Linked DNA regions of Homo sapiens: all the other regions are linked to region 3. A link is a loop called in an ENCODE intact Hi-C map of the cell type or tissue named here. Cell type or tissue: heart left ventricle. All regions are shown on one strand. Region 1 has its middle 150 kb from the start of USP25. Region 2 overlaps LOC105369302 (a long non-coding RNA gene). Region 3 overlaps USP25 (ubiquitin specific peptidase 25).

Region 1 (8,000 bases), 58 kb after region 3:
GCAGGTTTCTTACAGAGGTACATGTGTGTCATGGTGGTTTGCTGCACAAATCATCCCATCACCCAGGTATTAACCCCAGCATCCACTAGCTATTCTAACTGATCCTCTTCCTCCTCCCAGCCCCCACCCTCTGCCAGACACCAGTGTGTGTTGTTCCTTCCACCATTGAGTCCAATATGTTCTTATCGTTTAGCTCCCGCTTATGAGAACATGCAGTAGTTGGTTTTCTGTTCCTATGTTAGTTTGTTCAGGATAATGATCTCCAGCTTCATCTGTGTCCCTGCAAAGGACATGATCCCATTCCTTTTTATGACTGCATAGTATTCCATGGCGTATATGTACGTTTTCTTTATCCAGTCTATCACTGACTGGCATTTAGGTTAGATTCCATGCCTTTGCTATTGTGAATAGTGCTGCAGTGAACATACACGTGCATGTTTTTATAAGAGAACAATTTGCATTCCTTTGAGCATATATCCAGTTACGGGTTTGCTGGCTCAAATGGTATTTCTCTCTTTAGGTCTTTGAGGAACCATCACAGTCTTTCACAATGGTTGAACTAATTTACACTTCCACCAACAGTGTAAAAGTGTTCCTTTTTCTCCATAACCTCGCTACCATCTGTTGTTTTTATGACTTTTAATAATAGCCATTCTGACTGGTGTGAGGTGGTGTCTCATTGTGGTTTTGATTTGCATTTCTCTAATGATCAGTGATACTGAGCTTTTTTTCATATACTTGTTGGCCTCATGTATGTCTTCTTTTGAGAAGTGTCTGTTCATGTCGTTTGCCCACTTTTTAATGGGTTTTCTTTTTTCTTGTCAATATCATAAGTTCTTTATAGATGCTGCATATGAGACCTTTGTCATATGCACAGATTGTAAAAATTGTCTCCCATTCTGTAGGTTGTCTTTTTTACTCTGTTGTTAGTTTTGCCATGCAGAAGTTCTTTAGTTTAATCAGATCCCGTGTGTCAGTTTTTGCTTTTGTTGCAATTGCTTTTGACACTTCGTCATGCAATCTTTGCCCATTCCTATGTCCTGAATGGTATTGCCTAGGTTTTCTTCTAGCGTTTTTATAGTTTTGAGTTTTAAATTTAAGTCTTTAATCCATCTTGAGTTGATTTTTGTATATGGTGTAAGGAAGGTGTCCAGTTTCAGTTTTCTGCATATGGCTAGTCAGTTCTCCTAGCACCATTTATTAAATAAGAAATATTTTTCCCATTATTTGTTTTTGTCAGGTTTGTAGAAGATCAGATGGCTATAGGTAGGTGTGTGGTCTTATTTCCGAGTTCTCTATTCTGTTCCATTGGTCTCTATGTGTCTGTTCTTGTAACAGCACCATGCTGTTTTGGTTACTGTTGCCTTGTACTGTAGTTTGAATTTGGGTAGTGTGATGCCTCCAGCTTTGTTCATTTTGCTTAGGATTGCCTTGGCTACTCAGGTTTGGTTTTTTGTTTCGTTTTGTTTTGTTTGGTTCCATATGAATTTTAAAAGTTTTTTCTAATTCTGTGAATAATGTTATTGGTAGTTTAATGGGAATAGCACTGAATCTATAAATTGCTTTGGGCAGTATGGATATTTCTACAATATTGATTCTTCCTATCCATGAGCATGAATTTTATTTTCCATTTGTTTGTGTCCTCTCTGATTTCCTTGAGCAGTGGTTTATAGTTCTTGAAGAGCTCCTTCACGTCCCTTATTAGCTGTATTCCTAGGTATTGTATTCTTTTTGTGGCAGTTGCGAATGGGAGTTCACTTGTGATTTGACTCTTGGCTTGCCTGTTTTTGGTGTATGGGAATGCTAGCACTTAGTGCACATTGATTTTGTATCCTGAGATTTTGTTGAAGTTGCTTATCAGCTTAAGAAGCTTTTGGGCTGAGATGGGATTTTCTAGATACAGGATCATGTCATCTGCAGACAAAGATAGTTTGATTTCCGTCTTCCTATTTGAATACCTTTATTTATTTCTCTTGCCTGATTGCTCTTGTCAGAGCTTCCAATACTATGGGGAATAAGAGTGGTGAGAGAGACAGCCTTGTCTTTTACAGGTTTTCAAGGGAAGTGCTTTCAGCTTTTGCCCATTCAATGTGATGCTGGCTGAGGGTTTGTCATAGGTGGCTTTTATTATTTTGCAGTATGTTCATTTAATACCTAGTTTATTGAGAATTTTTAACATGAAGTGATATTGAATTTTATCAGAGGCCTTTTCCACATCTATTGAGGTAATCATGTGGTTTTCGTCTGTAGTTCTGTTTATGCAATGAATCTCATTTATTGATTTTTGTATGTTGAACCAACCTTGTATCCCAGGAATGAAGCCTACTTGATCGTGGTGGATAAGCTTTTTGATGTGCTACTGTATTCAGTTTGCCAGTATTTTGTTTAGGATTTTTGCATCAGTGTTCATCAGGGATATTGGCCTGAAGTTTTTGTTGTTGTTGTTGACGTTGTATGTCTGCTAGGTTTTGGTATCAGGCTGATGCTGCCCTCATAGAATGAGTTAGGGAGGAGTCCCTCCTTTTCAATCTTTTGAAATCGTTTCAGGAGCAGTGATAGCAACTGACCCTTCTTTGTACCTCTGGTGGAATTCATCTGGGAATCTGCCTGGTCTTGGACTTTCCTTGGTTGGTAGGCTGTTACTACTGCCTTAGTTTCAGAACTCATTATTGGTCTGTTCAGGGATTCAATTTCTTCCTGTTTCAGCCTTGAGAGGGTGTATATGTCCAGGAATGTATGATTTTTTTCTAGATTTTCTAATTTATGTGAATAGAGGTGTTCATAATATTATCTGACTTGTCTTTCTATGGGGTTAGTGGTAAGAGCCCACTTATTTCTGATTGTGTTTATTTGAATCTTCTCTCTTTTCTTCATTAGTCTAGTGGTCTCCTAGTGGCTCACGCCTGTAATCCCAGCACTTTGGGAGGCCAAGGCGGGTAGATCACGAGGTCAGGAGATTGAGATCATCCTGGCTAACACAGTGAAGCCCTGTCTCTACTAAAAATACAAAAAAAAAAAAAAAAAAATTAGCCGGGCATGGTGGCGGGTGCCTGTAATCCCAGCTACTCGGGAGGCTGAGGCGGGAGAACGGCATGAACTCGGGAGGCAGAGCTTGCAGTGAGCTGGGATCGTGCCACTGCACTCCAGTCTGGGTGACAGAGCGAGACTCTGTCTCAAAAAAAAAAAAAAATTAGCTCCTGGATTGTGTGATTTTGATTTTTTTTTGAAGGGCTTTTTTTTGGGGGGGTCTCTATCTTTAGTTCAGCTCTGATATTGGTTATTTCTTGTTTTCTGCTAAGCTTTGGGGTTTGTTTGCCCTTGGTTTTCTAGTTACTTTAGTTGGGATATTAGGTTGTTGAGATCTTTCCAGCTTTTTGATATTGTCATTTAGTGCTATAAATTTCCCTCTTAACACTGCTTTAGCTGTGTCCCAGAGATGCTGGTATGTTGTATTTGAAATTTCTTTATATAATTTACCATGTTAAATATAACTTATAGCTAATAACTTCGGAATTTGAACCTCATAGAACTGTAGTCCATAGCAGATTTCATTTGATTTAAATGACTCTTATTTTGGTTACTATGTTATTCCTTCCTACCCCAAAAAAGTTACGTTTTGAAATAATTCAGGGTAGAATTCATATAGATAGAACTTCAGACATCTCAGGAGACCAGTACGCATGAATGAACATGTAGGGACCCCTCTAATACGTTTCACATCCATTATGATACAACAATGACCATACACTTTAGTAGTTCTCAGTGTGTGTTCTCCAGATCAGTAGACAGCTTCAGCAGCTTGGGAACATGTTAGAATTGAAAATTTTTGAGTCCCACCTCAGAGCTGCCAGTTCAGAAACTCTTCACGTAACCTGTGTTACAACAAGTCCTTCAGATAATTTTGATGTTTACTAGTTTCAGAGCCACTGCACTAAATGAAACTATTGGTAGCATTTGTGCACTGTAAATTGATGCTGTTTAATTTTCATTCACTTGTGCTCTGTTGGAAGCTTTTTTGTGTTTCCTTCACTTGGGATTTCAAGGAAGTATCTAATTTTTTTTTTTTTTTTTTTGCTCAATTACATGTAATTGAGAATAAGATAGGTATCTGATTCTCCAAAAGTTCAGCATCTTTATTTTATGATTTAAACTTGTCGAGTTATGCCTCTGGGTCCTGTCATTCTCCCAGCGAATAAAAATGTGGATGCTTGGGGAAGTGGAGGTGGATGGTAAATGGGAATACTCTTGTTTGAATTTTTAAAAATTTACATTGTAAATAACATTAAATACCATTTGTTGTGCCCATGATAACTTCATCCAAAATATATATATTAGTCTGCTAAGATATGCCATAACAAAATAACACAGGCTTGGTGCCTTAAACAACAGAAATTTTTCTTCTGGTTCTGGAAGCTGGAAGTCTAAGATCAAGCTGTTGGTGGATTTGATTTCCCCTAAGGCCTCTCTCCTTGGCCTGCAGACCACCACCTTCTCTCTGTGTCCTCACCTAGCCTTTTCTCTGTGTCCTCACCTAGCCTTTTCTGTGTGCTGCATCCCTGGCCTCTCTTCCAGTTCTTATAAGGACCCCAGTCACATTGGATTTGAGCCCCATCCTTATGAACTCACTTAACCTTAATTATCTCTTTAAGGGCCCTGTCTCCAAACACAGTCATGTTAGGGGGTTAGGGCTTCAATTTATGAATCTGGGGGACAATTTAGTAAAAAAAATAGTATGTGACAGCCCAGTTTATATACCTGCTTTCCAGAAACAAGAATATGGTTGTTAATGTCTTCTCTTTAGCCTCAAGATACAGTGCAAATATCTGTAGTTCCGTTCTTACGTAAGCTTTATTTTACTTTTTCTAAAAACTATATTGAAAGTATAGCAATCCGAGTTAGAAATTGCTTATAATGCATTCATCTAATCAGCTCAGTGTTCTTACTGAACAAACTTTTATTTCCATGTTTACTCATGTTTATTTCATCAGTTTCACCTGACATTATACCATGAATATATTTCTGTTTTGCTAGTGTTTTTATTCTTACTGATCACATGTCCCTTTTTCGTCTTCCATACCACTCCCAGCCTAGAGTTAATGACCACTAACCACCGTAGCCACATACTTTTCCATGTTTGGATAACCTTATGCAGCATATACACCTAAAGGGTGGTGGTTTTTTTAGGGGGTGGTGGTGGAAGGGGGGAGACGGTCATTGTTTTTACAAAAATTAAATTTCATCTATTTTACACATCCTTTCCCCTGTCTTCCCCTTGTACTTTCCAACCTTCAGTTTCTTCTTTTTCTAATTAGCTTTGTAGGAGTGACTTAAAATATAATAAAGTGAAATAACATAGCAGTGATAATAATAGAATAAAAATAAACGAAACGTGATTGGAGAAACTGCACACATGCACACCAAGATTTCAGATATTCTTATTCCTTCCATGTACAGTTCTCAGTGGGTATTTCAGACCTTCACTCCCATCCTCAGCCTCTCCTATTCAGTGCCAGCTTCTGTAACGCTGGATGATCTTTTCTTTGCCTAACGAAGAAAACTGGAGATGTTAGGTATGATCCTCCTTTCAACTTTTGTGCCTCCTATCTAAATTAGTTGTTAACCAGCTTGTAATGAAGGGATAAACATTGATAACCCAATATTATTTAGAAAATAGAAATAGAATCAGAATATACTATGAAATGAGCTTACAAATTTCAACAAGTGTCCACTATTTTGGGAGTGTGTTTGCTCTTCTCCAGCAGTAATCCAGAAAGCTCACTTTTTCCCCCGAGACTATCTCATACAACATGTTTGCCCTGTAGCAAACAGCTCCTTATTTTTTCAGTAATGTAGAGCTAGACCAGTATTCTTCTGTTGTTTTTATTTTGTGGAGTTTTTGTGTGTATTTTTAGTTTTTTGAAACAGGGTCTCGCTCTGTTTCCCAGGCTGGAGTGCAGTGGTGCAGTCTCCTCTCATTGCAACCTCCAACTCTCTGGCTCAAACAATCCTCCCACTTCAGCCTCTGAAGTAGCTGGGACTATATGTGCAAGCCACTGTGCTTGGCTAATTTTTTAATTTTTTGTAGAGATGAGGTCTCACTATGTTGTCCAGGCTAGTCTCAAACTTCTGGACTCAAGTGATCCTGCCACCTCCGCCTCCCATACCCCTGCGATTACAGGTGCAAGCTACTGCACCTGACCTAGACCCATATTCCTAACCTAGTTCGTCAAAAGCATATGAGGAACTTTTTTTTCTTTAAAGTGTCCAGATGTTATCTCTCATGTGTATTACAGGGCTTCAAATGTGAGAATTGGAGTTTAGATAGTTGTTTTTCCAATTTTAATTTAAGATTTGCCTGTGGCCCTACTATGTGATTGAGCCTAGCTAAAGTAGTGTGGAGGAATTTGCTTTTTACAGTACTGTATGTCACATGAAAGGGCAGGGGTCTTCAGATTGCTGATGTTCCCTCAGCCATAGACCATGCCCACTTTTGACGTGCTCTAGCCAAAGCTGCATGAAAATATTTTTCAGTCCCTACTGGATTTTTCTCTTATGAATGGTTAACAGTGCAGGTTCTGGAACCAAACTACCTGGATTCAGATTCTGGCTCTGCCGTTTATTCGCTGTGTGTTGACCTTGAATGAGTGATTTAACTTTTCCGTGCCTCAGATTCTTCATCTATAAAATGGGCATTATGACATAACACACCTTAGAGGATTTTTTAAAAGATTAAATGGGTTTCCAGATATAAAACGTTTAGAAACTGTCTGCCACATTAAGTATTCAATAATTGTGAGCCCTTTTTATAGTTTGTCAGTATTGTTTACTCCTGTTCTGGTTTTGAGGATCTTTAGCTTCCATCCTCTACCTGCATTCCTAGTGTTTTTTTTTTTCTCCCTACTTCTTAAAGTTGTGCTCAAGGTTTGGTACTTGGCCCCTTCCTCATGCTTTTCACTTTTTCTGGTTGTGTCTGTTAGTTTGTCTTCTTATTCTGCCTCCATGAATCACAGGTCATTGTTTTCTAATCATACCCATGTGAGTTCTAAACCAATACATATTTGCAGTTGTCTTTTCATCACATATACCTGGATGTTTCGCAGACACTTTCGACTTGGCACATCTGAATTCATCACTTTTTCCCAAATCTGATTGTCTCATACTCCCTTGATGAAATGATGTAATAATCCCAAAATGAATTATTCTCAATTCTACTTTTACCTCCCATTGATTACCAAGTGTCAGCATGTCAGATTTTTTAATACTCCTTAGTACTATGGCTGATGAGGTCCGTCATCTCTTAGTTTGACTGTTAGATTTGTCCCTGAGTAGCACTGTCTTTGATTTTGCCCCTGAAATTCATCTTCACACTGTTGACAGAATAATCTTTTAAAGTGGTTTGTTTTACATGTCTGTCTTCCACTGCTGGACTGAGCTCTTAACAGGAGATTGTATCTCTTGTTTTTGTAATCCTAGCACCTGTTAAAATAACTAGCAACTTAGAGGTGCAGTCTTGCAGGTTTTCTGACCCTCCAGTCACCCTAGACCTGCACTGATACAGTTTTCGTTAGCCATTTAAATTTAAATAAAATTGAACATTCTGTTAATTAGTAATACTAGCTATATTTCAAATGCTCATAGCCACATGTTACTGTTGACTACTATATTGGACAACATTTTAGAACATTTCGATTATCATAGGAAGTTTCATTGGACAGAGCTGCCCCAGCAGACCTTTGCTGATGTGGATGTCTTTCTGTATTAACATCCTTTTAACATTCAGACACCTCCCAAATGCTAACCTTAATAGATTGGCCTTCAGCATTTATGTCTCTCTATCTTGATCCTGCAATTGATGACTTTACTATGTCTGCTCTGCAGAGAGCACCACTACCAGCATGTGTCCAATCAGGAAAGCCGACACTACATATTTCAACAGAGGAGATGTGAGTACAGAGGCATTAGAGAGTAACCCGGGGATCACAACTGTAGGATGCAGCTAC
Region 2 (8,000 bases), 210 kb before region 3:
AAATGACTCATAAGTCAAAAAGGAACTATCCAAAAAAATTTAAATATTTTGAACTAAACAAAAATGAAAAAAATTAAAATTTGTGTGATACAATGAAAGCAGTGCTTACAGGTAATCTTACAGCATTGAATGCACATGTTACAAAAGAAGAAAGATTTAAAATCAATTATCTAAACTTTAACTTAGGAAACTGGGAAAAGAAGAGCAAATTAATTTCAAGGTTAGCATGAGAAAAGAAATAATAAAAGTTAAAGCAGAAATCAATGAAACTGAAAATAGAAATTCAATTTTTTAAAATCAACAAAACCAAAAGCTGGTTCTTTCTAAAGATCAATAAAATTGATAAGCCTCTAGCTAGGCCAAGTTATTAAAAATGAGAGAGGATGCCGGGAGTCGGGGCTCACGCCTGTCATCCCAGCACTTTGGGAGGCCGAGGCGGGCGGATCAGGAGGTCAGGAGATGAAGACCTTCCTGGCTAACACGGTGAAACCCCGTCTCTACTAAAAATACAAAAAATTAGCCAGGCATGGTGGCGGGCGCCTGTAGTCCCAGCTACTCGGGAGGCTGAGGCAGGAGAATGGCGTGAACCCGGGAGGCGGAGCTTGCAGTGAGCCGAGATCGTGCCACTGCACTCCATCCTGGGCAACAGAGCGAGACTCTGTCTCAAAAAAAAAAAAAAAAAAAAGAGAGAGGACAAAAGTTATAAATACCAGAAATGAAAGAGAGGGCATTACTATGAATCCCATGGACATTAAAATGATAATAAAGAAACACTATGAATGACTTTATGCCCATAAATTTGATATTCTAGAGGAAATAAACAAATTCCTTGAAAGATACAATCTGTCAGAACTCACAAAGAAAAAATAAAAACTCTAGCCTGTATCTATTTAAAAAAATTAAATCCCCAAACAGAAAGCACCAGACCCTATGGTCTCACTGGTAAATTCTATCAAACATTTAAAGGAAGAAATTATACCAATTTTCTACAATCTCTTTCTGAAGATAAAATCAGAGGGAATAATTCCTAACTTATCTATGAAGCCAGCATTTCCCTAATACTAAAAGCAGACAAAGACATTACAAGAAAAGAAAACTACAGACCTGTATCTCTTATGAATGTAAATGCAGAAATCCTCAACAAAATATTAGCAAATTGAAGCCAACAATATATAGAACAATTATACACCATGACCAGTGGGATTTATCCTAGGTATGTGAGGCTGTAGGCTCAGCATTCAAAAATTAATTGATGCTATCATCATACTAACAGGCTAAAGATAACAAATCACATAAGCATATAAATAGATGCAGATAAAGCATTTAACAAAATCCAGCACCTTTCATGTTAAAAACTTTCAGTAAACTAGAAACAGAGGGAAACTTCCTCACCTGATACATAGTATCTATGAAAATTATTATTCTGAATGGTAAGACATGAAAAACTTTCCTACTAAGATGAGGAACAAGGCAAGAACGTCCCTCCTCACCACTCCTTTTCAACATTGTACTAGAAATCTTAGTGCAATAAGACAAGAAAAGGAAATAAAAGGAATATTGATTGTAAAAGAATAAATAAAGGTGTCTTTATTTACAGATGACATGATTGTCTATGTAGAAAGTCTAAGAGAATCGACCAAAAACTCTTGAAACTAATAAGCTATTAATATATAGCAAGGTTGCAAGATAAAAGGTTAATATACAAAAAGTCAATTGCTTTCCTATTTCCTGCTTTCCTTTCCTGTATTTCCTTTAAATAAATCAATTTGACATTAAAAACGCAATACCATTTACATTAGCACCTAAAAAACAAAATACTTAAGAATAAACCTAACAAAATTTATGCAAGATCTATATTAGGAAAACTACAAAACTCTGATGAAAGAGATCAAAGAACTAAATAAATACATATTGCATGTTAATGAATAGGAAGACAATATTGTGAAGATGTCAGTTGTTCCCAACTTGGTGTATAGATTCAATGCAATCTCTATCAATATTCCATCAGTTATTTTGTAGATAACACTAAACTGATTCTAAAATTTATATGGAAAGGCAAAATATCAAAATAGTTAACTCAATATTGAAGGAGAAGAAGAAAGTCAGAGGACAGACATTACTTGATTTAAGATGCATTACAAAGCTATAGTAATCAAGACAGTATGGCAATAATAAACAAAAGATCAATGGAACAGAATAGAATACCCTGAAATAGACTCACATAAATATATTAGTTAATTAATCTTTGACAAAAGAGCAAAAGCAATTCAATGAAGAATTGATAGTGTTTTCAACAAATGGTGCTGAAATAATTGCACAGCCACATGTAAAAAAATTAATCTACATACAAACCTTACACCCCTCACAAAAAATGACCAAAATGGATCACAGACCTAAATGTAAAACATAAAACTATAAAACTCTTGGAAGCTAACAACAGAAAATCTAGAATAAGCTTATCGAACCCAGGGCCCACAGACTGCATGTGGCCCAGGATGACTTTGAATGCAGGCCAATCCAAATTTGTAAACTTTCTTAAAACATTACGAGATGTTTTTTGTGTGATTCTTTTCAACTCATCAGCTGTTGTTAGTGTTAGTGTATTTTTTGTGGTCCAAGACAATTATTCTTCTTCCAATGTGGCCAGGGAAGCCAATAGATTAGACACACCAATCTAGAAAACCTTGGGTTATTCTAGATTTTTTCAATATGTGACTTTTTCAATATGACATCAAAAGCTGGACTTCACTAAAATTGAAAATTTCAAACCTGTAAAAAACAGTGTCAAAAGAATGAAAAGACAAGTCACAGACTGGGAGAAGATATTTGCAAAAGACATACCTGATAAAGTACTGTTATCCAAAATACACAAAAAACTCACCAATAAGAAAACAAACAACATGATTTTAAAATGGTCCAGAAACCTTAACAGACACCTCACCAAAGAAGATACACAGACGGCAAATAAGTGTACAAAAAGATGCTTCACATCATGTGTCATCCGAGAAATGCAAATTCAAACAACAATGAGATACCACTACACACAAATTAGAATGGCCAAAATCCAGAACACTGACAATACCAAATGCTGCCAAGGATGAGGAGCAACAGGAACTCTCATTCCTTGCTGGTGGGAATGCAAATTTGTATAGCCACTTTGGAAGACAGTTTGGCAATTCTTACAAAACTAAATATACTCTTGCCATATGATCTAGCAGCTGTGTCCCTTGGTATTTATCCAAAAGAGTTCATGATGGTTAATTTTAGGTGTCACTTGACTGGATTAAAGGATGTCCAAATAGCTGGTATGGCATTATTTCTGGGTTTGTCGATGAGGGTGTCTCTGGAAGAAATTGACATTCAAATCAGTGGACTGAGGAAGGAAGATTCGCCCTAATTGAATGTGGGCAGACACCATCCAATCAGCTAAGGGCCTAGATAGAACAAAAACAAAGGAAAGGTGACTTCTCTCTCTTTCCTGAAACTGAGGTACATTTCTTCTCCTGCCCTTGGATATCAAAACTCCAGGTTCTCCAGCCTTTGCCATCTGAGATTTGCACCAGTGGCCCACCAGTTTCTAAAGCCTTCAGCTTCAGACTGAGGGTTATATTGTAGGCTCTAGTCCTTTACATTTGGACTGGCTTTCCTGGCTCCCCAGCTTCTAGATGGCCTATTGTGGAGCTCAGGCTCCATAATCCCATGAGCCAATTGCCCTAATAAATTCCCTCTCATCTGTCTATCTATCTATCTATCATCTATCTATCTATCTATCTATCTATCTATCTATCTATCTATCTATCATCTATCTATCTATCATCTATCTATCATCTCCTATTGGTTCTATCTCTTAGGAGAACTCTGACTAATGAAGAATTGAAAACTTAGGTCCACACAAAAACCTCTACACAATGTCTATAGCAGTTTTATTCATAATTGCCAAAACTTGGAAGCAACCCAGATGTCCTTTAGCAGGTGAATGGACAAACTATAGTATATGCATACAATGGAATATTGTTCAGTGCTAAAAAGAAATAAGTTGTGACACCATAAAAAGACACTGAAGAAACTTAAATGCATATCACTAAGTGAAAAAGCCAGTCTGAAAGGATTACATACAGTATGGTTTCAATTCTGGAAAAGGCAAAATTATGGATATAGTAAAAAGACAATGATATGCTCCCTTCAGAAGCATGTACACTAAAATGGGAGTGACACAGAGAAAATTAGCAGGGCCTTTGCACAAGGATGACATGCAAATTCATAAAGCATTCCACCTTTTATAAAAAGAGCAAACCCTCATGTAAACTATAAACTTTGGCAGGTGAGCTGCTGCTGCTGCATCAAGGTAAGCTCATCAGTTTTAACAAATGTACCACTCTCATGGGGGATGTTGATAATGGGGAAGGCTGTGCATGTGTTTGGGCAGGAAGTATTTGGAAAATCTTGGTCCCTTCAGCTCAATTTTGCTTTGAAACTAAAACTGTTCTAGCAAAAAGTCCAGTAGAAATAATAATTTTTTAAAAAAACTACCCTCTACTGTGAAACACAGTCCCAGACCTGGGGGGCATGGATAAAGATTTCTTTAAGCAAATTCTGCGTGCATTACACTAACATTATAGTAAAACTCAATTACTTGAACTCCTTTGCCTATGTGCTTATTTCTACATTTCTTCTTTTATTGGTGTTTCTAAACTTACATTCAACAGCTGGAATGTGAAGAGGACAAAAAGAAAGAGGGGAAAAAATATGAGTTAAATTGTTGGTAGCATAAGATGCTTGGCAAAGTAGGGAAGAGTCCTCCTCGCTTCTTAATGAGTTTTTACATAAAAGGCCCAGGAACTGAGCCAAACCTACAGTGTTCCTGAATAACATAAGCAACTTGGAAAAGATTTCACTAAGTGAAGCAGGAGTGCTCTAAAGCCCTGGGCTATAGGCAGAAGCCTATGGGGGTTTATACTGCTGAACTGTCTCAACAGTTTCTTTCTTAAACTTGACTTCCACTGGAGACAGTGTCTTAGGCATGGTAGTGAAATACAGTGGTGACTGGAGCAAGCCAGGTGGTACTATCTATGTTCAAGACAAACTTGTTTGCTCCTTAGAGGTCTTCTGGGGAACTGCAGGTAGGGGGATGAGAGGGGAAAGCTGCAAAAATGATGCTTGCTATTATTTTGCCACCTGACAATGGTTTACCCAAAGGTGGAATAGACATAGTCTCTACCTCAATTCTGTGTCATCATTTTTGCCTGAAGGTTTCAAAATAGCTTCCAGTCTTTCCCATGTCTGGTCTGTCTTTTATTTTGCTGTCAGATCTTTCCAAGTTATGAATGAGATTAGTGCCTGGTGATAATAGACCCTCAAATATCTGCTGAGTAAATGAAGTTTCTTCCTATGATTAAAACCCTCCTATGGCTTCTACTTTCTTATACTGTAGAGTTTCAATTCCTTAACATGGTGTCTGAGACTTCAAGTCTTCATGCATCCTCTTCTTTTCTAGGTTCTTATCACATGCTCCTCTTTGTGATTCCCTAACTTTGAGCTGTTCTGGTATGTTTCAAAGCATTTACATGTGCTAGTTCCTCTGGGTCTCATGCCTTCATTCCTACTCTGTCTTGAAAGTTTCTGTTCCTTCTCAGTCCTGCTCCTCAATGAAATCTTCCTCGGTGGTATCCAGACAGATTGAGCTGGTCCCATTATAGGAGTTTCAATGAAACTAGTAAAATGTATTCTGCTTTCAAGTACATTATAAATGGTTGTTTACATGTTTGTCTCTCTTGTTAAATGATGTCTTTTTAGGGAAGAGCTCTCAGCTTGACTGTCTATGTCAAAGTATGGATCATGTGGAACAAATAAAAGCAATGGGGGTAGGCAAACCTAGATGAGACTTCGGGCTTCCCCTGCCCAGTGTGCGACCTTAGTAAAAGTAATTAATTTCTCAGAAATTCAGTTTTCTCCTTTAAAAAAATGTTACTTCGGATGGGTCAGCAATTGACAAATAAAATTTTTATTTCTGAATAAAATAAAGTGTTAAAGAAGTAAATGACAAAAAAAAATGTGGGGTGTATGTGTAATTGCCAGATTTCCAAATAATTATTTTAATACTTAATGATTTTTGGACTCTGTTATCAAAGCTCTTTTTGTCCCGTTACAAACACAGCATTGACAAAGTATGTTCGAGTCATAGGCTTTTGAATTACCTGTGATTCTTTGTGAAAATAAAAGACTAAGACTCATGTGACTTCCTATTCAAAGAAGTCACAATTATATAGTAGCATCAAATAAGTGAATACACTGAGATAGTAACATAGGTATGAAATTAACCAATCAAAGCCAAAATATAGAGCTATATTTAGTTCAGAAGTTAGAATTTCAGATCTACAGGTTTGTGCCTGGTCTACAAGGAAACAAATAATTTAAAAATCATCTAGTTCCCAGGTATTCTTATTTATTCCAAGCCATCCTGCTATATTTGTGTTTGCTTCTTTAATTCTTAAGTGTAAAAGTGAGGATAATTGGAGGGAAACTAAGATGAGTGATGTATTATTACCAAAGATTTAAAATTTAGAATTGCACAAAAACCCGTGGACTTCCAAAACCATTCCCAAAGAAGAACGTGTTGCCAGGCTCATGAAAAAGGATTTTTCAGTTTGAGTTCAGTATCTAATATCTCTTTGTTGTAAAGAAATTGTAAATTAATTGTATTCTGAATGTTAAGTTTTAAAGGCATAACTAAATCTAATGTAAAATTTAGGCTCATAAAATTCTTTACTTTTAAAGAGTAGAATTTTCTTTTACTTTTATGAACACAGAGAAAAAAGAATAAAACAAAAGTTGCCATTTTAAAAAACACCTCCACAATTTGGAATTTGGTTGTTCTCAAAGGATAAAACTTCTGCCAAATGGATGACAAGCTGTTATCAGGCATAATAGGAGGCTTCTGTGGGAGTAGGCGATGGATTAATGCACAGAAGTTGCATCACATTTTGAGCTCAGATACTCTTTGAAACAGAAAGAGTCTAAATTTCAAAGCTTGTACTAATCTTTCTTAATAACTCTAGCACTTATTCATAGATGTCCAATATAAATGTGTATTAACCCTAGAAATAAAAACATCAACTTTCTAAAGAAATATTATTTTCAATGTCTTCTTACCTCATCACGTTCTTGGAAATCTAAATGACTCAATATGTCAAAGAATGCTAGTGAAAAATAAAACCATCCTTTTTTTTTTCTTTTTTTGAGACAGGGTCTCACTATGTCACCCTGGCTGGAGTGCAATGATGCCATCATACCTCACTGTAACCTCAAACTCCTGGGCTCAAGCAATTCTGTTGCCTCAGCCCTCTGAGTAGCTAGGACTACAGGCATGCACCACCACATTTGGCTAATTTTTTTAATCTTTTTGTAGAAGCAGGGTCCTGCTAGGTTGTCCAGACCAGTCTTGAACTCCTGGCCTCAAGCAATCTTCCTGCCTCGGTTTCCCAAAGTGCTGGGATAACACAGGCATGAGCCACCATGTTCAGCCAAATCCACACTTATAGGTTAATAAAATATGAATTCACAATTAAGATAGAAGGAAAACTAGTAATCAAGATTTATTGAGTATACTGTGCCCAAAGAGTATAGGTTCTTTAGCATACTTTTATTATTGACTACTTACAGCATCTACTAAGTATGTTTTATTATTCTCATTTTTAAATTAGATACTGAAATGTCAAGAGATTCTGATTTATTGAGGATCATATAGCTGGTTTGTTATGCAGACAAAACTCAAAACCAGGGTTTTTGTGGATTTTTTTAAGGCCCTGCTTATCCAAAAGTTGTGCCATTTTTAATTTTTTCCTAGTGTTACAAAATTTTTCCCACATATAAACAACATAGGAGCAGTTAAATTGAACAGACAGTTCTCACAATATAGGAGACATAAATCACTTCCTGGGATGAGATATTATAAACTTATCTAAGCATCAACATTTTTTGGAAAGACGCCAACATCATTGTAC
Region 3 (8,000 bases):
AGTGTACCCCAGTTTGGGTCATTTCATTTCTTGTGGCCATTGTAGATTTCCATGAATTAAAATATGTAACTATTTAATTTTAATGGTGACATTTAAAGTATTGCAATAAAATATGAAAGTGATAGTTCTTGAAATCTACTTTCTTGTTTGAGTATCATAAAATGGAGCAGAGAATATTATCCTAAAGAATCAAAAGTGTTCTTTCTGATGTGTCTGGGGTAATGTTTTAATTCTTAATAATAATTTTATATGTGGATTAGAACTAACTCAAAAATTCTTGCCAGTTCCATGTGAGATCAAAATGAGTAAGCAAACTTTGCTAATCAAATTTTAAAACTTGAGATGTTTCTTATATTTTTCATAATTTTATTTAATCCGTTTCAGGTATTATCCATATAAAACAAATTCCTTAAACTTTAGCTTTCAGTAAAAGATAACCATCCAGCTCAGGAAATCTCAGTTCAAGTAATTATAGCATTTTGAAAGAGAAATAGTATTGAATACCATTTGCTTTTATTTGCTGTAGAGAAAAGTAGCAACTTTCCAGATCCTCCTCAGATTCAGTTTGCCAGATGTGTGCCATTCATGCTTTTTTTGGATGTTCAAATTTAAATTTGGTATATTCTTAACTTATTGACAGATGTGTGGTGGCATTTTGTGACACTTGAAATTATCACACACAATAGATTATGCAGCAGTTTCGCATATTGCAGTTTATAATAAGCACTTCAGAACTATTTTATACTTCTGTTCTTTGTTGATTTACATACAATCTTTCTTTCTCTTTAAATACATATGCTTATGTATAATTTGAGGTTGTATATGAAAATAATTTTCTTTTAAAAATGTTGAATTTCATGCTTAATTGAACAGTTACCAAAGCATGTATGGGGATTAGGGGCTGGGGGTAGGGGAAGGAAATTACGGCTATACTCATTATCAGAATTTGGCTCATAGCAATGAGACATTCAATTCTTTAAACACTAGTTATTTTAAAAGATTTTAAGTAAATTACTCTAAGTATTAACTTTTTGTTAGTGATATGTCTTTTTCATAAATTAGTATGAAATCCAGCAGAGGAGCTAAAGCTAAAACAGGAAAACACCATTTTTTCATTTTTAGTATGAGAGTTGTGACGATTTATGATATAAATTTTTTTTTGAGTACTCCCTCTCATAAGTTATTTTATCACAGGATTTTGATGCTTTGGTTAAGTATAAGTGCCATTCAACATCACGTTGAAGAAGACAGAGAAGACTTGAGCTACTAAGTCATGGTTTTAACCAGTGTCTTTTTCTTTGGGCTAGAAATTCTAATGTAAAGAATTATTTTCGAAGGATAGTTGTGAGATTTCTTTTTTTCCTGATCATATATTATACCCACTCTTGGAATTTTCAAGAGGTGTGGAAAACTTTTAGAAAGAGGTTGAGTTTTAACTAAACTGTGTACCCAGTTACTTGTCAGGTCCGCATTGTGGTGATACATATAACAATGTCAGTGCCCACATCCTGTGCCTAAGATTGCAGTGAAGAAAACAAAGGTGGTATTAAAGTTTTTGTTATTGTTTTATTTCCTTTCAGCATTGGTTTACTGAATTACCACCTGTGTTAACATTTGAATTGTCAAGATTTGAATTTAATCAGGCATTGGGAAGACCAGAAAAAATTCACAACAAATTAGAATTTCCCCAAGTTTTATATTTGGACAGGTATGGTTTGATATACTGCATGACTTAGTTTGAAACAGTTTAGTAAGGGAGAAAATATTGTTTAGAGGAAAATTCTGCATAATTTTCTTAGAATTAATTTCTACTTTTGCATAATATACCTAATACCATTTGTCAAGGTAGATGAAATTTACTTTGTATTAGAAAAGTATAGTTTTTGGGAATAATGTTATAAGGAAATTTAAAAAAGATGAATTTTGTAATCTTAAAATTCAGAATTTTAAAAAATACCATTTTGTATTATCTACCTTACATCTTATACAATTTTGAATGAATTGATGCTTTGTGGTGATGTCTGTACTTAATATTGTATCTATCTATCTTTCTGTCTTTCTTTCTGTCTCTCTGTCTTCCTGTCTTTCTGTCTTCCTGTTTTCCTGTCTTTCTTTCTTTTGTTTTTTTCTGTCTGTCTTTCTGTCTATCTTTCTGTCTTTCCTTCTTTTTTGTTTTGAGACAGAGTCTTGCTCTGTCGCCCAGGCTGGAGTGCAGTGGTGCGATCTTGGCTCACTGCAAACACCATCTCCTGGGTTCAAATGATTCTCCTGTCTCAGCTTCCCGAGTAGCTGGGATTACAGACACCCACCATCGTGGCTGGCTAATTTTTGTATTTTAGTAGAGACGAGATTTCACCATGTTGGCCAGGCTGGTCTTGAACTCCTGACCTCAGGTGATCCTCCCGCCTTGGCGTCCCAGAGTGGTAGGCCGGGTACGCTGGCATCTGGCCATATTGCATCTACTTTCATGATATTCGGAAATGCTAATGATTACCTTTTTCTGATAGATACATGCACAGAAACAGAGAAATAACAAGAATTAAGAGGGAAGAGATCAAGAGACTGAAAGATTACCTCACGGTATTACAACAAAGGCTAGAAAGGTATTTTAACTTTTATGAAATTAGGAGATAATTATCAGAAACCATGTATTTGGTGACTAGATTTTTAATTTCAAATTTGCTTTGAGTGATTTATAATTTTAGGAGTAGTTAATATTGTGTGAATAGTTTTGAGTTTTGCTTGAAACTAAAAATCTATAGTAGACTTTAAAAAATTATTCTAGTGTTTAAAATTAAATATCTCATTGTCAACAGGTAATGTTCCTACTGCTGAAAATAGATACAAAGTTAAATGAATATAGTTTTGACCTTCCTTTTTGCATGAAACTAAAGATTACTCTTGAGATTTTCATTAAAATGAATGGTATCTGAGTTTTTCTCCTTAAAACAGGATACAAACTCAGCTGCCTACCAAGTCTTCTCAGCAGCTTCGTAAAGGAGGAAATTGTGTCAGGTGTAAGATGGTATGTGCCGGGAGCCTAGAGAGCAATCTGTGTGTACAGGGAATGAATGCCATTCCATACCAGTGGATGGTACCATGTATGAGTATGGCCTCACTGTTGTCTATTGATTTGGATCATTTCTAAAAGACGTCAGAATCTGGACTGAGAAATGTTCTACAGGCCAGACAGAAATCTAAAGGCTGAAATGTCACAAGTCATTTCAGTTTGCAAACCCCAATCTGCTCTGCATTCCCCTATTTTAGGAATTTTCAAATTAGTAGTCTAAAACTTCTTACATCAAATAGTATATTGTATTTTAATGATTTTTATTCTTAAAAAGTATGAATAATCATATTGAAACATGATTAGTGGTAAAAGATAGGAGGATAGTACACATCACTGTCTTGATCATGAGACCAGATGCCAGATCTAAAAATAAAAACAGTCTCAGGAGATGTCAGTTTTCATCTTCCTATTGAGTTACAATTTAGAACAGCATTTACAGATTATAACAGTATATACTCACATTCAGTCCCAATCGGCCTTGGTTTCCTGTCTTTGGGGAACTTTTAATGTTTTTCTTAAGTGTATATTCAGTTTTACCATCTTCGTTTTAAAGCAAATGAATTTTATTGCTGAGGAAGTTTTATTGAAGTATCGTATCACGTTTTATAATAATAATAAAGGCCCAAATATGCTGTATATAGAAATAAAAGCATTTGTACATTTTATGATTAACAGATATTTAAGCTATGGTTCCGGTCCCAAACGATTCCCCTTGGTAGATGTTCTTCAGTATGCATTGGAATTTGCCTCAAGTAAACCTGTTTGCACTTCTCCTGTTGACGATATTGACGCTAGTTCCCCACCTAGTGGTTCCATACCATCACAGACATTACCAAGGTAAAAAGTAATCCTGATGCAAGAGACAGTTGTTACCTTTATTACACAATAATGTAACTGCTGCCTTTAAAGACAGTTTCTATAAAATGTATGCTTTGATTTACTTCAGTGAACTCCTAAGAGTAGATTCACTTAGAAGACTGTATGTCCTCTGGGAGTTTTTTTATTATTTCAGTAGATTTTATGGTTATGGATTAAAATTTTAATCACATTTTTTTTCAGTTCAGAATTATACTTTAGCATGTTTTGGTATGTACATATATAAGATTCAGCATTTTATGATCCATAAAAATAGTACTATCAAATTAGAATTTGTTTCTGTAATGTAAGCTGATAAGCCAGGGAAAATAATATCACCATGCGTAAGATTTTCTTGTTTTTTAGAAATAAATATGATTAAGCTGTTTTAACTCTAAAGCTACAACTTCATCTTATAATAATTTAGTTCTTATGTATTAAAAATCTCATTTGGATGTTAGATCAATCCACATATTTCTTTAAGATTTTTTCTTTTGAATTACAAGCCAATTTAATACTGTGGGTTTGGCACGATCTTTGTCAAGAGTTTCAGCTTGAAAGGTTAATAAGAAATACTCTATGCTTTGATACAGCACAACAGAACAACAGGGAGCCCTATCTTCAGAACTGCCAAGCACATCACCTTCATCAGTTGCTGCCATTTCATCGAGATCAGTAATACACAAACCATTTACTCAGTCCCGGATACCTCCAGATTTGCCCATGCATCCGGCACCAAGGCACATAACGGAGGAAGAACTTTCTGTGCTGGAAAGTTGTTTACATCGCTGGAGGACAGAAATAGAAAATGACACCAGAGGTAAGAAGTGTCTCATAGCATGGTTACTGTCACCTCAGATGGATATGTGTAATGTTAATATTGAGAAGGGAAATCACGTCTGGATTTTATATTTAAATATTATAGTCATTTTTCTTTTCCAGAAAGGGTTTTAAGATAAACTAGTTTGGCTCCCCATTTTTATAATCTCAATATCAGGTTCACAGGGACCAAAAGATTTTCCCTGGATTGCTTAGCTGATTAATGACATAGCAGATGGCCTGATTTTCTAGTTTGCTGCTCTAAATTTATATCAAACTGGTATTCACAGTTACTCCATTGGAGAAATGTCATACAATATCAATGTTTGTACATATCAATTAGGTACTAAATCTAAGTTTGCACAGGGAGTTCCGGTGATTAAAAAATTTTCTTTGGGCTTAAGAATTAGAAATGTGAATTTTAATTTTTAATAGCTCTAACAGATTTATGAGTATCTATGATCCCATTACTAGTCTGTAACAGAGTTTTTACTGGCATGCAGCAAAATAAGAAAAATAAGGACAGTGCTCTGGGTGGGGTGTGTGCACTTGTGTGCGTGTGCGTGTGTGTGTGTGTGTGTGTGTGTGTGTGTGTGTGTGTGTCAAGTTGCCATCTGTCCTTTCTTGGAAGGAACTCTCTTTTATTCTTTTCTATTCTATTTTTTCTTTTTTTTCAGAATAAGTTATTCTGAACTTTTCTCTTTCCTACTTTGCTGCTGTTAAAGTGTACTTAAAAAAATGGATTATGGTAGATTTTATTACATTTTTTTCCTTAAATGTGAAAATATAATTCCCTATTATCATTCCCCAATTTTATGCTGATTTATTGATTTTTGAAAAAAATGAACTATGTGACATGGTTGGAATTATATTGAACAATATTGATTGTTGGATATTATATGACCAACTTAACTCTTTATAGACAATATTTGAAAAAGAATGGCCCTAATTTAGTAAGAAGTACATAAGGTATGATGGTGACTAACAGCATTAGTAGCTGTCAAGATTTTCTTTAGTATTTTTCAAATAAGAGGGAATTTTTAAAAATATTTGAACTCATTAACAAACATTAATCAAGCAAATAGTGTTGATGAAGCACTATATTAGGCGTTGGGTAATTTTCTACTCCTCATGGCAGGTTGTTTTTAAAAGATTACATTCAGAGGAGTGGAAGCTAGGAAGCTTTTGACACCTAAGTAGTGGCATTGAGGGAGGGAAGAAGTGAATGTACTTAAAATACTCTTTGGAGACAACTGACAGATGTGGGTCATTGGCTAGAGGTAAGAGAGAGGGACGAATCGAATGATTCTCTCAGTTCATAATGGTATGAATAACCAAATAGAATGTATTTTGGAAAAAAGGTAAAGCAGTGGGCAAAGAGGTTCCCACTCAGGGGAGGAAAGAGAAATATGATGAGTTCTCTTTTGGCCATTTTAAGTTTGAAGAGCTTTTTTGAGACGGAGTCTCGCTCTGTCACCAGGCTGGAGTGCAGTGGCATGAACTCGGGCTCACTCCAGCCTCTGCCTCCCAGGTTCAAGCGATTCTCCTGCCTCAGCCTCCCAAGTAGCTGGGATTACAGTTGTGTGCCACCACACCCAACTAATTTTTGTATTTTTAGTAGAGATGGGGTTTCACCATGTTGGCCAGGGTGGTCTCAATCTCTTGACCTTGTTATCCGCCCACCTCAGCCTCCCAAAGTGCTGGGATTACAGGCGTGAGCCACCATGCCTGGCTGTTAAGATTTTTATATGTAATACTATGGATCAGGAAAGAAGGTTTTCCTCAGGATATTTTTTTTCTTTCTTTCATCCATATTGATGTTAGCAGTTAGCATTATTTTGTAAACTATTGTGTAATATTCCAACACACGGGTATGATGTAATTCATTTAATTCCCATATTGATATTTCCTAAATAGTGCTGGTCTTCGATATACATATTTATACACTTCTGTAAGTAGGATATGTTCTTTTTTATGTTCAGGGGTACATGTGCAGGTTTGCTATAAAGGTAAATTACATGTCTTGGGGGTTTGGTGTAAGATTATTTCATCATGCAGGTAATAAGCACAGTACCTGATAGGTGGTTTTTCCATCCTCACCCTGCTCCCACCCTCCACCCTAATGTAGGCCCCAATATCTGTTGTTTCCTTATGTCCACCATTTCTGGTTCAGAGTGTGTATATTTTAAATTTTGACGACTGTTTTAAAATTGTCACTCCAAAACATTAAACCAGTTTGCATTCCCACTGTGTGAGAGAGCCTGTCTCCCAGTATCCTCCCTAGCCCTGGACACTTTTTAGTAGTTTTTCACAATTGAAAAACTGGTATTTTAGTGTTTTGATTTGCATTCCCTTAGCTTCGAGTGAAGTTGGATATTTATATTGTTCTGTAAATTTCTTGTTTGTGACATTTGCCCATTTTTTAAGTATTGAGCTATTTGTATTTTTCTTATTACTTAATAGAAAGTTTAATGTATTGTGGATATTAACACTTTACCTATAATATCACATATGCTGCAGATATTATTTTCCCAGTTTTTCATTTGATTTTATGTTGGTTTTGTTTTCTTTTTATAATGTAGATTTTTTAAAGTGTTGGGCAGGGAGGATCTTATCTTTTCCTATAAGGTTACTAGTTTTCTGACAGGCTTAAGACAGGTCTTTCCCCACTCTAAAGTTAGCCAGTTTCTTTTATAGTTTTTCAAGGTTTCTTCCTGATTGGTTCAGCAGCTTCACAATATGATGTGGTTACAATCTAACCGTTTCCTTATTGACAGATATTTAGGTTATCTCTTTTTTAAAAATTATTGTGGACAATATGACTGTGAACATCCCTATCTGAACAATTTTGTAGGATTATTTTCTACTAGAAGTAGAAATAATTGTCATGGGAGTGCCATAATTTTATTTTCACTGGTGATTATAGTCGATTTTTATTCAGTTATGTGTGTGTACAAGATATGTGGTGAACATGTTTTACTTTGTTCTTAAGTTTACTTGTGTTATAGCAATATGTAAGGAAGCTTAGCTTTCATTTTCATTGAAACTCTCCTTTATAGATTTGAACAAAATTCACTTTTATTGGCTCTGCACATTTTCTAGATAAATCATATTTGTGTTGTTTTTAAAGTATGCATTTGTACTGTGTCTTTTATTAAGAATAACTATAATTCATTTTCTACAGATTTCAAATGGTAATGTTTTTTAAGAAAAGTTTTAGGAAAATTTTCCTATTCCTCTAACATGTTTGTAGGAA

The links. A loop is a pair of places that touch in the nucleus more often than their neighbours do. Peaks named below come from ENCODE experiments on the same cell type or tissue, not always from the same donor. Only the 100,000 strongest peaks of a DNase experiment are listed, where the experiment ranks them.
Region 1: a loop joins it to region 3, with 3 times the contacts of the local background. A loop is called at or near these places in 2 of 110 quality-filtered maps.
Region 2: a loop joins it to region 3, with 2.6 times the contacts of the local background. A loop is called at or near these places in 5 of 110 quality-filtered maps.

What each region holds. Positions count from the first base shown.
Region 1 is chr21:15,880,416-15,888,415 of GRCh38, forward strand. No RefSeq gene overlaps it. Among named protein-coding and RNA genes, the nearest start is that of USP25, 150 kb to the left of the region's middle. In heart left ventricle, no CTCF peak of the experiment used is centred here; no DNase peak of the experiment used is centred here.
Region 2 is chr21:15,610,110-15,618,109 of GRCh38, forward strand. All of the region lies in intron 1 of LOC105369302 (a long non-coding RNA gene), which reads right to left. It also overlaps the pseudogene RNU6-1326P. Among named protein-coding and RNA genes, the nearest start is that of USP25, 120 kb to the right of the region's middle. In heart left ventricle, no CTCF peak of the experiment used is centred here; no DNase peak of the experiment used is centred here.
Region 3 is chr21:15,822,459-15,830,458 of GRCh38, forward strand. USP25 (ubiquitin specific peptidase 25) reads left to right here. Exons shown (of 26, transcript NM_001283041.3): 11 at 1,581-1,708; 12 at 2,508-2,603; 13 at 3,746-3,907; 14 at 4,519-4,745. Among named protein-coding and RNA genes, the nearest start is that of USP25, 96 kb to the left of the region's middle. In heart left ventricle, a CTCF peak has its summit at 3,875; no DNase peak of the experiment used is centred here; H3K4me3 peaks cover 649 bases; H3K27ac peaks cover 2,276 bases.